Linked DNA regions of Homo sapiens: region 1 is linked to region 2. A link is a loop called in an ENCODE intact Hi-C map of the cell type or tissue named here. Cell type or tissue: dorsolateral prefrontal cortex. All regions are shown on one strand. Links, peaks and the distances in the headings refer to the core of each region. The heading gives the core; the rest is flanking DNA. Region 1 has its middle 12 kb from the start of TIAL1. Region 2 overlaps INPP5F (inositol polyphosphate-5-phosphatase F).

Evidence for each region. Hi-C counts contacts between places; a loop is a spot of excess contacts. Peaks named below come from ENCODE experiments on the same cell type or tissue, not always from the same donor. Only the 100,000 strongest peaks of a DNase experiment are listed, where the experiment ranks them.
Region 1: it touches region 2 in a loop (3-fold over the local background); 11 of 110 quality-filtered maps call a loop at or near these places.

Annotation. Positions count from the first base shown.
Region 1 is chr10:119,604,346-119,612,678 of GRCh38, reverse strand. No RefSeq gene overlaps it. Among named protein-coding and RNA genes, the nearest start is that of TIAL1, 12 kb to the right of the region's middle. In dorsolateral prefrontal cortex, for the core only: CTCF peaks have their summits at 3,956 and 4,159 (motif pointing left); a DNase peak (open chromatin) is centred at 4,168; H3K4me3 peaks cover 718 bases.
Region 2 is chr10:119,747,074-119,755,406 of GRCh38, reverse strand. It overlaps INPP5F (inositol polyphosphate-5-phosphatase F), which reads right to left. Exons shown (of 20, transcript NM_014937.4): 2 at 4,251-4,331. Among named protein-coding and RNA genes, the nearest start is that of INPP5F, 25 kb to the right of the region's middle. RefSeq lists a silencer at 7,056-7,350. In dorsolateral prefrontal cortex, for the core only: CTCF peaks have their summits at 4,396 and 4,596; DNase peaks (open chromatin) are centred at 4,626 and 7,323; H3K4me3 peaks cover 820 bases; H3K27ac peaks cover 3,452 bases.

The DNA of each region.
Region 1 (8,333 bases), core at 71-8,070, 140 kb after region 2:
CCAGCACTTCGGGAGGCTGAGGAGGGTGGATCATGAGGTCAGGAGATCAAGACCATCCTGGCTAACACAGTGAAACTCCATCTCTACTAAAAATACAAAAAATTAGCTGGGTGTGATGGCGGACACCTGTAAACCCAGCTACTTGGGAGGCTAAGGCAGGAGAATGGCATGAACCTGGGAGGCAGAGCTTGCAGTGAGCTGAGATAGCGCCACTGCACTCCAGCCTGGGCGACAGAGCGATACTCTGTCTCAAAATAAATAAATAAACAAACAAATAAATAACATAAAAAATAAAAAATCATAAATGCCAGTGGGAGTATTTGAAATATAGGTGGTTGGGGGCAGCAGGCACAATGGCTTGCACCTACAATCTCAGTACTTCGGGACGCTGAGATGGGAGAATCACTTGAGCCCAGAAGTTCAAGACCAGCCTCAGCAACATAGCAAGACCCTGTCTCTACAAAGAATTTTTTTAAATTAGCCAGGTATGGTGGCGTGTACCTGTAATCCCAGGTACTTGGGGGGCTGAGGTAGGAGGATTGACTGAGACTGAAGTGAGCTATGATTATGTCACTGCACTCCAGCCTGGGGAACAGAGTAGGACCCTGTCTCAAAAAAAAAAAAAAAAAAAAAAAAAAAAAAAAAGGCTAGGTGTGGTGACTCACACCTGTAATCCCAGCATCCCAGCACTTTGGGAGGCTGAGGCAGGTGGATCATTTGAGGTCAGGAGTTTGAGACCAGCCTGGCCAACATGCTGAAACCCCGTCTCTACTAAAAATACAAGAAAAATTAGCTGGGCATCGTAGCGGGCACCTGTAATCCCAGCTACTCAGGAGGCTGAGGTAGGAAAATTGCTCGAACCAGGGAGGCGGAGGTTGCAGTAAGCCCATATTGCACCATTGCATGCCATCCTGGGCAACAGAGTGAGACTCCACCTCAAAAAAAAAAAAAAAAAAAAAAAAAGAAAGAAAAGAAAAAAGAAAAAAGAAATATAGATGGTGGGTGGGGAGCCACTCCACTGTTAAGCAGGGTGTGGCTTTTCTCTCGGATTGTTTTGAAGACCTTCTCTTTGTCTTTGGTGTTCTGCAGCTTTACTATATTGTGTCGGGTGTGGATTTCTTTTCATCTATTTCACCTAGTATGTATTGTGATTCCTATTGTTATGGGCTGAATTGTGAATTGTGTTCCCCTCCCACCACCAAATTCACCTATTGAAGTCCTAACCCCCATGGCCTCAGAATGTGGCTGTATTTGGAGATAGGGTCTTTAAAGAGGTAATTAGATTAAATGAGGTCAGTAGGCTGAGTCCTAATCCAATATGATGGAGTCCTTATAGAAAGAGATTAAGACACAAACATACACAGAGGGGAGACCACGTGAAGACACAGGGAGAAGACAGCCACGTGCAAGCCAAGGAGAGAGATTCAGAAGAAACCAACCCTGCTGACACCATGACATGAGACTTCTAGACTCCCGAGTGGTAAGAAAATTAATTTCTGTTGTTCAAGCCACCTAGTCTGTGGTGCTTTGTTAGTTCAGCGCTGGCAAATGGATACCCTGACATCTAAGGATGCATGTCTTCTACATTCTGTAATGTAAGGATGCATCTAAGGATGCGTGTCTTTTACATTCTGGAAAATTCTCAGTTGTTTCTCTTTGGCTATATTTCCTCTTCAGCTGTTTGGCTCTTGTTCTTTTTCTCTGCCCTCTCCTAGACTGCAATCTAATGAATATTAAATTTATTCTCTCCTCCCTGCTCCATGAACTCTTCTGTGTTTCCCACCTCCTTCCTGTCCCCATTGCAGGCAGGGTGATTTCTTCAGATCTCTCCTCCAGTTCACTCATCTTCTCAATATCTGCATCAAATTTGGTGTTTAACCATTATGTTTGTTTAAACAATTGTTTTACATTTTTAAAGTTTCATTTCTTTTTCAAATCTTGCCTTTGGCCAAGTGCAGTGGCTCACGCCTAATTCCAGCACTTTGGGAGGCTGAGATGGGAGGATTACTTGAGGCCAGAAATTTGAGACCACCCTGGCCAATACAGTGAGATTCCCTGTGGCTACAGAAAATTAGCCAGGTGGTTGGGTGCGGTGGCTGACGCCTGTAATCCTAGCACTTTGAGAGTCTGAGGCAGGCAGATCATCTGAGGTCAGGAGTTTGAGACCAGCCTGACCATGGTGAAACCCCATCTCTACTAAAAATACAAAAAAAATTAGCTGGGTGTGGTAGCACCTGCCTATATAGTCCCAGCTACTTGGGAGGCTGAGGCAGGAGAATTGCTTGAACCCAGGAAGCAAAGGTTGCAGTGAGCCGAGATCACACCATTGCACTCCAGCCTGGGCAAGAGAATGAGACTCTGTCTCAAAAGAAAAAAAAAAAAGTGCTCATGTAATTCAATAATAAATACAATTGTCTGGGCACAACGACTCATGCCTGTAATCCCAGCACTTTGGGAAGCCAAGGGTGGGAGGACTGCAGGCAGTTTGAGACCAGCTTGGGTAACATGGCAAGACCTCTATCTCTGAAAAAAATACAAAAATTAGCTGGGCGTGGTGGCACGCACCTGTAATCTCAGCTACTGGAGGGCTGAGATGGGAGGATCACTTGAGCCCAGGAGGTAGAGGTTGCAGAGAGCCATGATTGCACCACTGCACTCCAGCTTGGGCATCAGAGCAAGACCCTGTCTCAAAATAAATAAATATAATTGTGATAAATTAGTATTTTAAATAAGAAAATATTAGAAGCACAAACTCAGAACCTCTGGAGGCGAAACAGATGAGAGAGATGGAACATACAGATATCAAGTGTGGGTGACTTATTCATTCTTAGGTTGGGTGGTGAATTCCTAAGAATTCAATTTATTCTTGACAATGTCATATGATATATATACATCATATATCATTTTATATATTTATATATATATATGAGTAACATATTACCTCTTGTTTTGAAATAGCATTTTGTTTAGGGGAATCAGAAAGGCCCATATTCAGTCAGACACAGTGACTCATGCCTGTAATCCCCGCACTTTGGGAAGCTGAGGTGGGCAGATCACTTGAGGTCAGAAGTTCGAGACCAGCCTGGCCATCATGGCGAAACCCCCAACTCAACTAAAAATATAAAAATTAGCTGGGTGTGGTGGTGCACACCTGTAGTCCCAGCTACATGGGAGGCGGAGACAGGAGAATCGCTTGAACCCGGGAGGCAGAGGTTGCAGTGAGCCGAGATTGTGCCATTGCATTCCAGCCTGGGTAACAAGAGTGAAACTCCATTTCAAAAAAAAAAAAAAGAAAGAAAGAAAGAAAGAAAGAAATGGCCATATTCTACCTCCGGCCAGTCACGTCTACCTAGACCTAGTTCCAAAGCAGGCAATGGAGGGTAAATGGAAGGCCAGCCAAGGGATTGTGGAGTGTTCCTCCAAATCCCACTAGAGAGAGTGGATAGGCTGGGCTGGACCCACAGCTGCCCTCTGTGTCTGAGTTGATCAAGCTGTGAGGTCTGTGTACAGGTTCCAAGGTTGAAGGTTTACTTCCCTGATGCTCAGATTTGAGTCTCAGATGCTGGTCTGTGATATGGGACAAGTCAGTTTCACAGGGATCCATCATCATCTGGAAGAATGGATGCAGAGAGCAAGAGCAAGAACAAGACAGCCCCTGGAGCCAAGGCAAAGCTGGTGCAGGTCTCGGGAGGAGAAGGGAGAATGAGAATGCTCGCTCTCCAGTGAGGGTGCCAGCTGCCCTTCAGTGCTCCTGTGAGGTGGCATCAGGGGATCCAGGGAGGAGAACCACACCCTTATCCGAGGTCCCTTTTACTCAGTAACTGTCCAGTGGCCAGTGTAGCCCACTTCAGAGAAGCTCCCCTTAACTTGGGGGTGAAATCAGGCGTGGGGTGGGAGGAGGACGGGAAGGGGCCCTGTATTCCTGCTCCTGGAGGACAGCCTGCTTCAAACAACGCAGTTCCCGTTTAACATTTTAAAAATCAAATTAACACAGTTCCTGGAGCCTAATACGTGTTCCCTTGCTTCCTTTCCCTTCCCTTCAAGGAGCCTACCTTCTCTAGGATGAAGAACTTACCCAAATCTTTTAATCACGACAGGTATCGAGGTGCCCTTATTCCCGGCGGGGCCAGCAGGTTGGAGGCTGTCTCCTTAGGGACAGAGCTCCCTCTGCTGTCTCACCAGCCGCAGCCTTCAGGATGCAGAACAGAGCCCATCCCACGGCGACATCAGCTTCAAATAATTGTCATAATAACCTGTGACAATCTGCTTTTCATAGAGGACAATTGTCTGTTGATATGTAGCTTAATAGTGGTAATATGGAGTATGGCAAAGGCTGGAGAATCAGCCAGGGCCCTGTGCAGCAGTGACCTTTGGTGTGCTTCTTAATTTCCTTGAGCCTCACTTCTCTTGTCTTTAAAGTGGATATAATGGATCCGCGTATCAGTCAGGGTCCAGTGAGGAAAACAGAAATTATGGTACAGATGCTCCCCTGCTTATGGGTTTATCGGGATGCTCCACCTCCCGATAAACCCATTGAACATTGAAAATATCCTATGTAGGAATTCAACTTTCAGTATTTTCAACTGGGTTATCCCCATATAACCTCATTGTAAGTTGAGGCGTGTCCTGAATGCTATTGCTTTTGCACCATCGCAAAGTTGAAGAATCATAAGTGGGGCGCTGTGTGTAGTTGTTTTTTTGTTTTTTGTTTTGTTCGTTTGTTTTTTTGAGACAGTCTCGCTCTGTTGCCAGGCTGGAGTACAGTGGTGCCATCTCAGCTCACTGCAACCTCCACCTCCTGGGTTCAAGCAATTCTTGTGCCTCTCAGCATGCTGAATAGGGCTCTGGCTGATGAAGTAGGTGAGGCCCGGGGAGCCTCTATAGGGATGCGAGAACTTATCCCAAGGGTAATGGGAATCACTTGCAGAATTTTTCTTTTTTTTTTTTTTTTTTGAGACGGAGTCTCACTCTGTCACCCAAGTTGGAGTGCAATGGCGCGATCTCGGTTTACTGCAACCTCCACCTTGCGAGCTCAAGCGATTCTCGTGCCTCAGTCTCCTGAGTAGCTGGGATTACAGGCGCCCACCACCATGCACGGCTAATTTTAGTATTTTTAGTAGAGACGGGGTTTCGCCATGTTGGCCAGGCTGGCCTCAAACTCCTGACCTCAAATGGTCGGCCTGCCCTGGCCTCATGTGTATGTTATTATGACCCTGTAACTGCTATCTACAGCTGAGCCAAATAATGCAACATAATCACTTTTCCTTTCCTATATAACTTTCATCTTAAAGAGTTAGTAAATTTCGGCCGGGCATGGTAGCTTACGCCTGTAATCCCAGCACTTTGGGAGGCCGAGGTGGGCGGATCACGAGGTCAGGAGATCAAGACCATCCTGGCCAACACGATGAAACCCCCGTCTCTACTAAAAAAAAAAATACAAAAATTAGCTGGGCCTGGTGGCAGGCTCCTGTAGTCCCAGCTACTCCGGAGGCTGAGGCAGGATAATGGCGTGAACCCAGGAGGCCCAGCTTGCAGTGAGCGAGATCACACCACTGCACTCCAGCCTGGGTGACAGAGCGAGACTCCATCTCAAAAAAAAAAAAAAGGAGAGTTAGTAAATTCCTTATTTTCTGTTCACTTGGTTTTCTAGGTACTTATTATTAAGATATCCCCAAATTATCCCTCAGTTGTTTGCTTTCCTTTCAGTAAGATCAAATAAATTAGGTATTCTTTAAATTTAATCTTCTTAAAGAAATCTCCATCACAGCCTTTTAAAAAGTAGTGGTGCTGGGCGCGGTGGCTCACGCCTGTAATCCCAGCACTTTGGGAGGCCGAGGCGGGCGGATCACGAGGTCAGAAAATCGAGACCATCCTGGCTAACACAGTGAAACCCTGTCTCCACTAAAAATACAAAAAAATTAGCCGGGCATGGTGGCACATGCCTGTAGTCCCAGCTACTTGGGAGGCTGAGGCAAGAGAATCACTTGAACCCGGGAAGCAGAGGTTGCAGTGAGTTGAGATTGCACTACTGCACTCTAGCCTGGGTGACAGAGCGAGACTCTGTCTCAAAACAAATAAAAAATAAATAAAAAATAAAAAAGTAGTGGTAAAATACATATAAGATAAAATTTACCATTTTAATCCCTTTTAAGTGTATAGTTCAGTGGCTTAAGCACATTCCCACTGCTGTGCAACCATCACCACCATCCATTTCCAGAACTTGTTTCATCTTCCCAAACTGAAGTATCATACTCATTAAGTAATAACTCCTCAGTCCTCTTTCCCCCAACCCCTGGCAACCACCATTCTACTTTCTGCTACTAGGAACTGGACTAGTCTAGGTACCTCATACAAGTGGAATCATATATTTGTCCTTTTGTGACTGGCTTATAACACTTAGCATAATGTCCTCAAAGTTCCTCCATGTTGTAGCAAGCATCAGAATTTCCTTCCCCTTAATAGCTGAATACTATTCCATTGTAGGCATATACCAGCATTTATTTATCCATTCGTCCATTTGATGGACGCTTGCATTGCTTCCACCTTTCAGTTATTGTGAATAATGCTGCTGTGAATATAAGATGTCTTAGTCTATTCAGGCTGCTATAGCAAAATACACTAAATGCGATAGCTTTTTATTTTTTTGCCCTCTGAACAAATGGACGCTTTTATTTTTTATTTTATTTTTAGAGACAAGAGTCTTGTTCTGTTGCCTAGGCGGCTAGAGTGAGGTGGAGCTATCATAGGTCATCACAGCCTCAAATTCCTGGGCTCAGGTGAGCCTCTTATGCAACTAGGACTACAGGTGTGCACCATCATGCCTGGATAATTTTTTTTTCTTTTTGTACAGATTTGGGGGGGTGGGTCTTGCTATGTTGCTCAGACTAGTCTCGAATTCTTGGCTTCAAGTGATCCTTCTACATTGACCTCCCAAAGTGCTAGGATTATAGGCGTGAGCCACCGTGCCCAGCCTGGATAGCTTCTAAACAATAGAAATTTATTTCTCACAGTTCTGGAGGCTGGATGTTCAAGATTAAAGCACCAGAATGATTGGGTTCTGGTGAAAGCTGTTTTCTGGTTTGTAGATGGTTTGAGTGCAGTGACACAATCATGGCTCACGGCAGCCTCGATCTTCTGGGCCCAAGCAATCCTCCCATCTCAACCTCCTGAGTAGATGAGACTACAGGCATGCACCACCATGCTTGGCTAATTTTTTTTTTTTTTTTTTTTTGAGATGGAATCTCACTCTGTTGCCCAGGCTGGAGTGCAGTGGCAGGATCTCAGCTCACTGCAACATCCACCTCCTGGGTTCAAGCGATTCTCCGGCCTCAGCCTCTTGAGTAACTGGGATTACACGAACCCGCCACCATGCCTGGATAATTTTTGTATTTTTAATACAGACGGGGTTTCACCATATTGGTCAGGCTGGTCTCAAACTCCCGACCTCAGGCGATCTGCCCGCCTCAGCCTCCCAAAGTGCTGGGATTACAGGCGTGAGCCACCACACCCAGCCTAATTTTTTATTTTTTTTAGAGATGGGATCTCACTATATTGCTCTGGCTGATCTCAAACTTCTGTGCTCAAATAATCCTCCCGCCTCAGCCTCCCAAAGTGCTAGGATTATAGGCGTGAACCACTATGCTGGACTTCAAGGTCTTTTTAATAAAAGCACTAATCCCATTCATGAAGGCCCCACCCCCATGACTTAATTACCTCCCAAAGTCCCCACCTTCTAATACCATCACCTTGGTTTAGGTTTTAACATATGAATTTTGGGAGGACAAACTCAGAAGACAGCAATGGAGGTACAAATGTCTCTTTGAGACCCTGCTGTCAATTCTTTTGGGTATATTTTGAGAGGTAGAATTGCTGGATCATATGGTAATTATATTTTCAATTTTTTGAGGAACTGTTATACCATTTTCCACAGCAGCTAGACCATTTTACATTCCCAGCAGCAGTGCACAAAGCATTCCAGTTTCTCCACATCCATGCCAACACTTGCTATTTTCCCTTTTGGGTCAGTAGTAGTCATCCTGGTGGGTGTGATGCTCTTTCCTCTTGGTAGTTTTTTTTTTTTTTTTTTTTTTTGAGAAGGAGTCTGGCTCTGTTGCCCAGGCTGGAGTGCAGTGGCACAATCTTGACTCACTGCAACCTCTGCCTCCTGGGTTCAAGGAATTCTCATGCCTGAGCCTCCCAAGTAGCTGGGATTACAGGTGTGTGCCACCATGCCCAGGTAATTTTTGTATTTTTAGTAGAGATGGGGTTTCACCACATTGGCCAAGATGGTCTCACTAACTCCTGACCTCAAGTGATCCACCTGCCTCCCAAAG
Region 2 (8,333 bases), core at 310-8,309:
ATTACAAGATGAGGAAATTTAGACAGACACACACAGTTACAGAGGGAAGACCACGTGAAGACACAAGGGGATGGTGGCCATGTACAAGCCTAGGACAGAGGCTTCGGGAGGAACCAACCCAGCCAACACCTTGATTTCAGACTTCTGTGTTCCAGAATTGTGAGAAAATATGATTCTGTTGTTTAAGCCACCCAGCTGGTGGCACTTTGCTATGACAGCAAACTAATACAGTTCCTAAGTCACGAGCACTTGCTCATTCCACAGAGCTCAGAGTTCAGTGACAGTCAGGAACAGCGGCATTGCTCACCCACGCCACTTTAAGACTGTCAATGACATCTGTTCAAATAAATTTATGTTCCCATCTCCCTAGGTGAGAAGAAAAATTTGTGCATTAATATGTGGAGAATAAGTAGGAGGGAAACAGGAGAGAGTTTCAGTATAGACATTTTATTCCCCTCATCCCCTATCCTCCAAAGATAAGATGTTCCTGGGGAAAATGCCCCTGAAGTAATTTTCTCAATTCTTTCTCACACACAGCAGGCACATACCTCCCTTCTAGCCAATCTGACCCAGGGCAAGAGCTTTAATCGGGGGCAGGGAGAGGAGAGGAGGAGGCATCCCTGAGGACAGATGAGGAGAGTAAGTAAGGTGGGTGCTCACAGGCAAGGGGCTGGGGGCAGAGTGACATGGAGAGGGTTGGGAGGGAGGGAAAAGCAGCAGGGGCCCAGAAAAGTGTTTCCCTTTGCTTCCTCCCGACTCTTTTTCTTAAGAGCCAAACCGTTCAAGTGACGTGACAAGAAGAAGGAAAAAAAATGTCCAAGGATTAGGAGAATGAAAAATTAAGAGAATTTCCCTGCCCTTTTTTCCTTTTTTATACTTTCTTTCTCCAGTTCACTCTACCCTCCACCTCTCCCTTCTTTCAAAATATCCTACATCACAGGTATTCTCACTGCCTATCAATCACCTATTTTGGGACCAAAGAATGGCAAGGAGGAGAAGTACATATAAAGGGGGCTGACCACAGATGACCATACCTTCACCGCCTCCTAAATGACCATACTTTGACTGTATCGTAAACTCATCAACCATTAACAAACTTACATTTGTACATTATTTGTAGGAGACAGCTTCTGGGCTGTCTGCCAAGTCCAAACCCTCCTGCTCTGCCTCCCACCTAGGGGACTGGGACTCTGGAGCACGGTCTGATCTACGTGACCCTGGCCAGGAGTCCCCTGGCCCAAGATGGGCAAATAAGTCTCTTACCTAGAAGTCTAACGTGGACTCACTACTCAATCTTTTTTAACTGCTTGTCAGTTTCCAGTTATTACAGGGAATATCAGATGTCAGCTGGCTTGAGGCTAAGGGTGTCATTTTAAAGGCAGAAATTTTAACCTACATACACACAAACAGAGAAAGCCAAAAAGAGAGAAGAATAAAAGAGACATAGAGGGAGAGGCAGTTTGTCAGAGACCAGCTGCCCCAATAAAGTAATCCTGGGTCCTGTACAACATCCATTTCTTTCTTGTTTTTGGTCCCTTGGGTTCTTCATTAAAAAGTGTGTTTTTTTGCCTAAGCTGATAGGTTTGTATTTGCAACCAAAGAGCCTTGATAAAATAGTGATTTACAATTTACTAAGCACTTGCAGGTACAATAATCTCATTCGGGACTCACAGTACCCTATGGAAATGAAGAGACCAGTTTCTTTTACCTTGTGTAACAACTTAAGACATACAGGCCCTTGAACACTGGTAGCTGCCTTCTCAGCACCCAGCCACTACCCTGAAAGGACGTCCAGGTTATCCAGGAGAGAGAGGAGGACTCAAGACAGGCATTGTGAGATGAGAGACATGGAGAGAGGGGCCAGGTGAAGGAGAACTAAGACCACCCAGGCAAACTCCTGGTGAATGTTGCTACGTGAATGACCCCAGCCAACACAACAGACAAGAGCAGAGCTGCTCTGTCAACCCATAGAATCATGAGAAAGTATACACTGTTGTTGTTTTAAGCCATTAACTTTTGGGACTGGCTTGTTACATAACAAGAGATACATGAAACAGATGTTAGGCAGCTTCTCCTATATCTCAAAGCTAAATAAATACAGCTTGTCTTCAGGTCTCCTAACTGATTGCAGTGATTTATTCACTGTGCTAAGATGTGACTGAAAATGAGAAAAATAACTCAAAAGTTTCATACGTGTCATTTAAATAATAGAAAACGAATTTTAGCTCAGAACACCCAGCTGTGAAATTATCCTGTCAGCATGTAAATGAATTAAAAATATATGTAGGTAAATGTGGACAGGTAGGAGACTGTTATTAAAATACTTGGTTACATGGTTACTCAACGACTAAGTGCTTTTCTCCTCTGTGTTGAAAGAATTTTTTTAAAAACCTACCAAATACAGAATATACAACAATGCTCATAGCAGTATTAGTTCTAATAGCAAAAAAAAAAGAAAGAAAAAAAAAGAAACAACTCAATTACCCAGTGAGAGGAAAAAGGACAAATCACAATATATTCATAAACAGTGAAAATAAGGAACTACAGTTTCATGCATGGATAAATCTCAAAAATATAAATAAAAATAAGTGAAAGAACAAAAACAACTTAATATCATTTATATAAAATCCCCAAAATACAACCCTTAGCAACATCTTTAGGAATACCTATATAATAAAAGCAAAAACGAAAACCAAGGGAATACAAAATTCAAAATAGCAGGTTCCTTTAAGGGGAAGGAAATTGGAAACATTTGGGAAAAGGCACAGAGATGGCTCCAAACACATTGGTCATATTTCATTTCTTTTTTTTTTTTTTTTTTGAGATGGAGTTTTACTCCTGTTGCCCAGGCTGGAGTGCAATGGCGCAATCTCGGCTCACTGCAACCACCATCTCCCAGGTTCAAGCGATTCTCCTGCCTCAGCCTCCCGAATAGCTGGGATTACAGGCATGCGCCACCATGCCCAGATAATTTTGGTATTTTTAGTAGAGACAGGGTTTCTCCATGTTGGTCAGGCCAGTCTCAAACTCCCGACCTCAGATGATCCACCTGCCTCGGCCTCCCAAAGTTCTGGAATTACAGGCATGAGTCACTGCGCCTGGCCCATATTTCATTTCTTAACCTAGGTGGTAGATACATGCGTGTATTTTAAAACAACCTTACCGCACATCTGCGATAAACAGCTTTTTGAATTTGTAAAATATTTCATGATAAAAACACACTTCTAAAAACAACCAAAGAATCTAGCAAAGGAAAATTAGATTTTCCAGATATACGTGCTTATTTCTAATACACAAAAATCAATCTAGCTCCCAAATGCTTAATATTATTTTTAAATAAAAAGGACACACTATAAAGATATATACTCACAATTATACAGAAATAATGGCAAAGCCTCCTATAATTCATAACTCATCAAAATTGATACCAAAGGAAAAATATTTATTTAAATGTAGTGCTTAAAATATTTCATTTAGGCCAGGCATGGTGGCTCATGCCTGTAATCCCAGGACTTTGGGAGCCCAGGGCAGGGGAACTGCTGGAGGCCAGGAGTTTGAGACCAGTCTGGGCAACGTAGCAAGAACCCATCTCTAATTTTAAAAAGCTCCCTGAAGGGTAAGGCACCAAAAAAGAAAAAATAAAATTTCATTTGGCCCCTTTCAGTTAGCCTTTTGGGACCCACCTGTATAATACCTGTTATACTTTCCCACCAACAAAATTCCCTTTAAACTGAGGACACAGGTGCCTGTCATTCCAAGTGAGGGCCTGGTGAGTGACCTGGACTTCCCATCAATCTGCCTGTCCTGGATAGGGATCCCTGACAGGACCACACTGTGTGCTAAGAGACCCATACTCGTCTCTGGCAGAGCTGACTGCATCAGGAACAGTCAGCTGACATAAAGCCAACCAGTCATGGTCTGCCACCTGCCTGCCTCTCCAGCTTTATTCCTACTACTCTCCTTTGAGATCAATGCATTTGCTATATCTTTCCCTCATGGCACCTTCCACAATTCCAAATAATCATACGTTTATTTCCATGATTACTCTTTGATACCTGTCTTTCCTCCTAAACTGTAAGCTCCATAAGAGTAGAAACAGGTCTTCGCTCATTATACACCCACTTTGAGCAGACCCAAAATTAAAACAAAGGAATCAAAGCTATAAGAGAATCTCATGTATCCTCAAAGAGGAAAACACCAAAAAATGCTACAATAAATTTGACAAGTTTAAGGAGTTTATAGAAACATACCTGAATGAAGTTGAATTTTCCCAATAACACCTTCTACCAACCCCAAACAAATGGGATTCCAGGCAAGAAGTAGATCAGTAGCTAAAATAAAATAGGAAGCAGTGATGAGAAAACATTCACCAGAAAATATATTAAAACAGTATCTTTAGCAGTGTATTGAAAAAAAATCAATGTCCCAAAAAAGCAGTATGAATATCCAAATGGAATACATTACCATAAAGCAATTTGTGACAAAGTATTAAATGTGAGGCCTGAATAAGGCTTGGGATACAATAAGGCTTCGGACAGTTAAGGGGAAAGCAGTAACATTCAGAAAACTCTTCCCAGATAGGAAGCAGTACCTTGGCGCCCTACAGTGGAGGAACAGGGCCATTACACTACAAGAGGACAAACGGAGGAGCTGCGTGTGGTCCTACAGCACAGGATCCAAAGACAGGGCCTAAGAAATTGCCACAGAGCTGTCCACTTACTGGATCACACTCTGGAAAATACATTTTCCCGAAGATGCTTATACCAAACAAAGAAATCCGGAAAGCAACTGCTCTTTTATCTGACTTCCAGGACAAATACAATAGGAACTGTTTCCGTTTGAGTGCCTTCTACGTGCCAGGCATCTCAATCAGGGTTCCTCATCTAAACCACAGAACAGTGATTTGTTTTGGGTGACAGTTTTCTCACTTCTTCCATATGAGAAATTAGATGACACAAGCTGGTTCCATTCTAGACACACAAGAGAGAAGCAAATTCATTACATGCAACGGATGCCTAAGGACAGGGTTTATTCTCTTGTGTGGCCCAGATTGCAAAAGGTTATATACGTGGTAATAAACGTAACATTTGTGGTAGTTCGACAGGTGAAGATTATCAAGAATGAAAACAATATTTGTCTTGGCAGAAAATTAAAATTACATTTTCATTATTATCATTTACAATTTATTTTAGTGAAACTTACACTCAATCTGTAACTCACAGAGTAATTATACACTTAATAGTTTAGCCTCCAAATTCATTTGAGTTTTGACTATTGCATCTTGAATGTCTTTGTTATGATACATTCAATGGAAGGCAAAAAAAGTTGACTTGTTTTTGGCTGGACGTGGTGGCTCATGCCTGTAATCCCAGCACTTTGGGAGGCTGGGGAGGGTAGATCGCCTGAGGTCAGGAGTTCGAGACCAGCTGGCCCACATGGTGAAACCTCATCTCTACAAAAATTAGCCAGGCATGGTGGCACGCGCCTGTAGTCCCAGCTACTCAGGAGGCTGAGGCAGGAGAATCACTTGAACCTAGGAGGTGAAGGTTGCAGCGAGCCAAGATCGCACCACGGCACTCCAGCCCAGGCAACAGTGCGATACTGTTTTTATTGCAAGAATTAAAGCAAAATAAGAAATTTATTTTTTAAAGGCTATTATAATACATTATCATTTCTAATCTTGACAACTCTGAGTTAAGTTTAAGGAGTCTCACTTTACAGATGAGGAAACAAATGCTGAGAAAAGTAAAACATGGTCAGGTCATACAATGGATCGGATCAAGGCTGCTACCAAAAACCAGGTCAGCCTGACGCTTAGCCCCTGCTCTAAACCTTTCTGTTACAGTGTCCCCTTCAGAAATTATACGTGGAACTAATCAGTAAGGCAGTGATTTTTAAATAACATGTACTATAAAATCAAAGAAAAAAAATCATCACCTATCCCACCACCCAGAGACAACTTCTTCAGCTACATTTCAGGGCATTTGTTTGTATACATACCAAACTGCAGCGCTAATAAATAAGCATTATTGATGGCAGCCGCAGCCTGTCTGGATGCATCCGGGGAGGCGCGGCCAGGGCTGCGCCCTCCATGGAGCCAGCAGGGCAGAAAACAAGCGGGAGCGCTGCCCCCTACCAAGTTGGCGGGGCTCCTGGCACAGCTGCAGCCAGCAGAGGCTCCAGACCTGGGCATTCCTGTACTCTCAGCTACCCGGGAAGACCCTCTTTCCCCACAGGCTCGGAAGTGCCTGCTCCCACTCCCTGGCCTCTCTCCCTGCTCCCAGCACCTGCTCTGGTGCAGAGCAAGTTGTGGCCGAGCCTGGGGACCGTCACGACCGAGTCGGGTGTGCACAGGCTTGGACACTGCTGTCACACCAGCTCCCTGCCGCCTCAGCCCCCTCTGGACTTCGGGTGCCGATAAGCGTGGGAGAGAGGCCAGCAGGGGTGAGGGCAGCTCCAAGTGGGCCTGCAGGCACCCCTCAGCCCAAACAGCCTGGGCAGTGGAGGGAGACAGACACAGGTTCCTGTCCAGAAAGGGGCAGATCACAGGTAAAACCCCACCTTCAAGCCAGGGACAACCTGAAGCCTGGGGTCTGAGCTGCAGGTTCCGGGTGGAGTCCGTGAGCTGGAGTAAGAACTCAGGGTGCTTTCTCCAGGCCGTCCGTGGCCTCCCATGGACCAATCAGCACACACTTCCTCCATTCTGAGCCCATTAAAAATCCCGGACTCAGCCAGACTCACAGATGTCCAGACCACCAGCTGCGGGAGGGAGCTGCCCCCTTCGGGTCTCCTCATTGGATGACCTGCCTGCAAAAAGGAGCTACCCACTTCAGGTCTCCTGAGAGCTCTTCTGGGGCTCAATGAAGCTGCTCTCTGCCTTGCTCCCCCTCCAGTTGTCCACATACCTTGCATACCTCATTCTTCCTGGACACGGGACCCCTGAATGGTGGGACTGAAAAAGCTGTAACACAAACAGGACCAAAACACGCCCCCTGCTCACCAGGTTGTGGGCAACAAGGAGGAAAGGGCTGCGGCCCTTCGGGAACACCAGACCTAGGGGCTCTCCGAGCCAGGGCTGTGACAGTGGGGCTCTGCAGTTCCTGGCATCTCCAAGCTTCCGGGCATCACTGCATTCCCCAGTACCTGCAGCAGAAACTGCTTGTGGTACACCTGGTCCAGCCACAGCCTTGCACAAAGCCAGTGCCTGTACCGGTGCCTGGAGCTGCCTGCCCTGCCACGGCTGGCACACCTGGCTGTGCATAGTGTCTGGACCGTGCACGCTCGCTCATACACCACTCGCCACTCCGCACCTGGCTTGCCATTGGCAGGCATGGGATCCGGGCTGGTAGTGCAAGCCCAGCACAGCTTGCCGAGCCAAGACAGTGGAAAAAGCCCAGTGGACCCGAGGAAAACTCAGGCAAAATCGCCACTGGCCACAGAAGTGTCCAGGTGGAAAAGCAACACCCTAAGGATCCCATGACATTATAGTTTTTTAAGTAATTTTTTCTAACATTTCTAACATAGTTTTTCTAAAATTTCATGAGTATTTTCTTCTTTAAAATATTCTTCAAGATTATAACTTCATGGTGACACAATTTTCCACTTAAGGAAGTACTTCCTCAAAGAAAACATTTAAGTGATTTGAAGTTTTTCCCCCATCATAAAAAACACTGTGATAAATGATGAATATTATGCAAATATTTGCCTCTCTAATTAATAGCTTTTGGATAGATTCCTGGGAATTAAATTAATAGGTTAAAACCTTAAAAATGTAAACTTCTCAAATAATACCAAATTGTTTGCTACAAAGGTTACATACCAAGTTAGATTTCTGCCAGAAGCATATGAATTTCTTTTTTGAATTAAAAAAAATTTTTTTTTAAAGCAAGGCCAGGCACAGTGGCTCATGCCTGTAACCCCAACACTTTGGGAGGCCAAGCTGGGTGGATTGCTTGAGGCCAGGAGTTCAGCCTGGCCAACATGGTAAAACCCCATCTCTACTAAAAATACACAAAAAATTAGCTGGGCGTGGTGGTGCGTGCCTGTAATCCCAGCTTCTTGGGAGGCTGAGGCATGAGAATTGCTTGAACCAGGAGTGGAGGCTGCAGTGAACTGAGATCATACCACTGCACTCCAGCCTGGGGGACAGAGCAAGATTCTGTCTCAAAAAAAAAAAATTAATAATTTTGAGTTAAAAATTTAGAATTTATCTAATTTTGCTAATTTGATGGCATCTGGCATCTATTGCCTAACATGATGTTTATTTCCTTTCTATTGCTGATAAGATTAAACACTTAATTATAAAATTGGCTGCTTATGGCCGGGCATGGTGG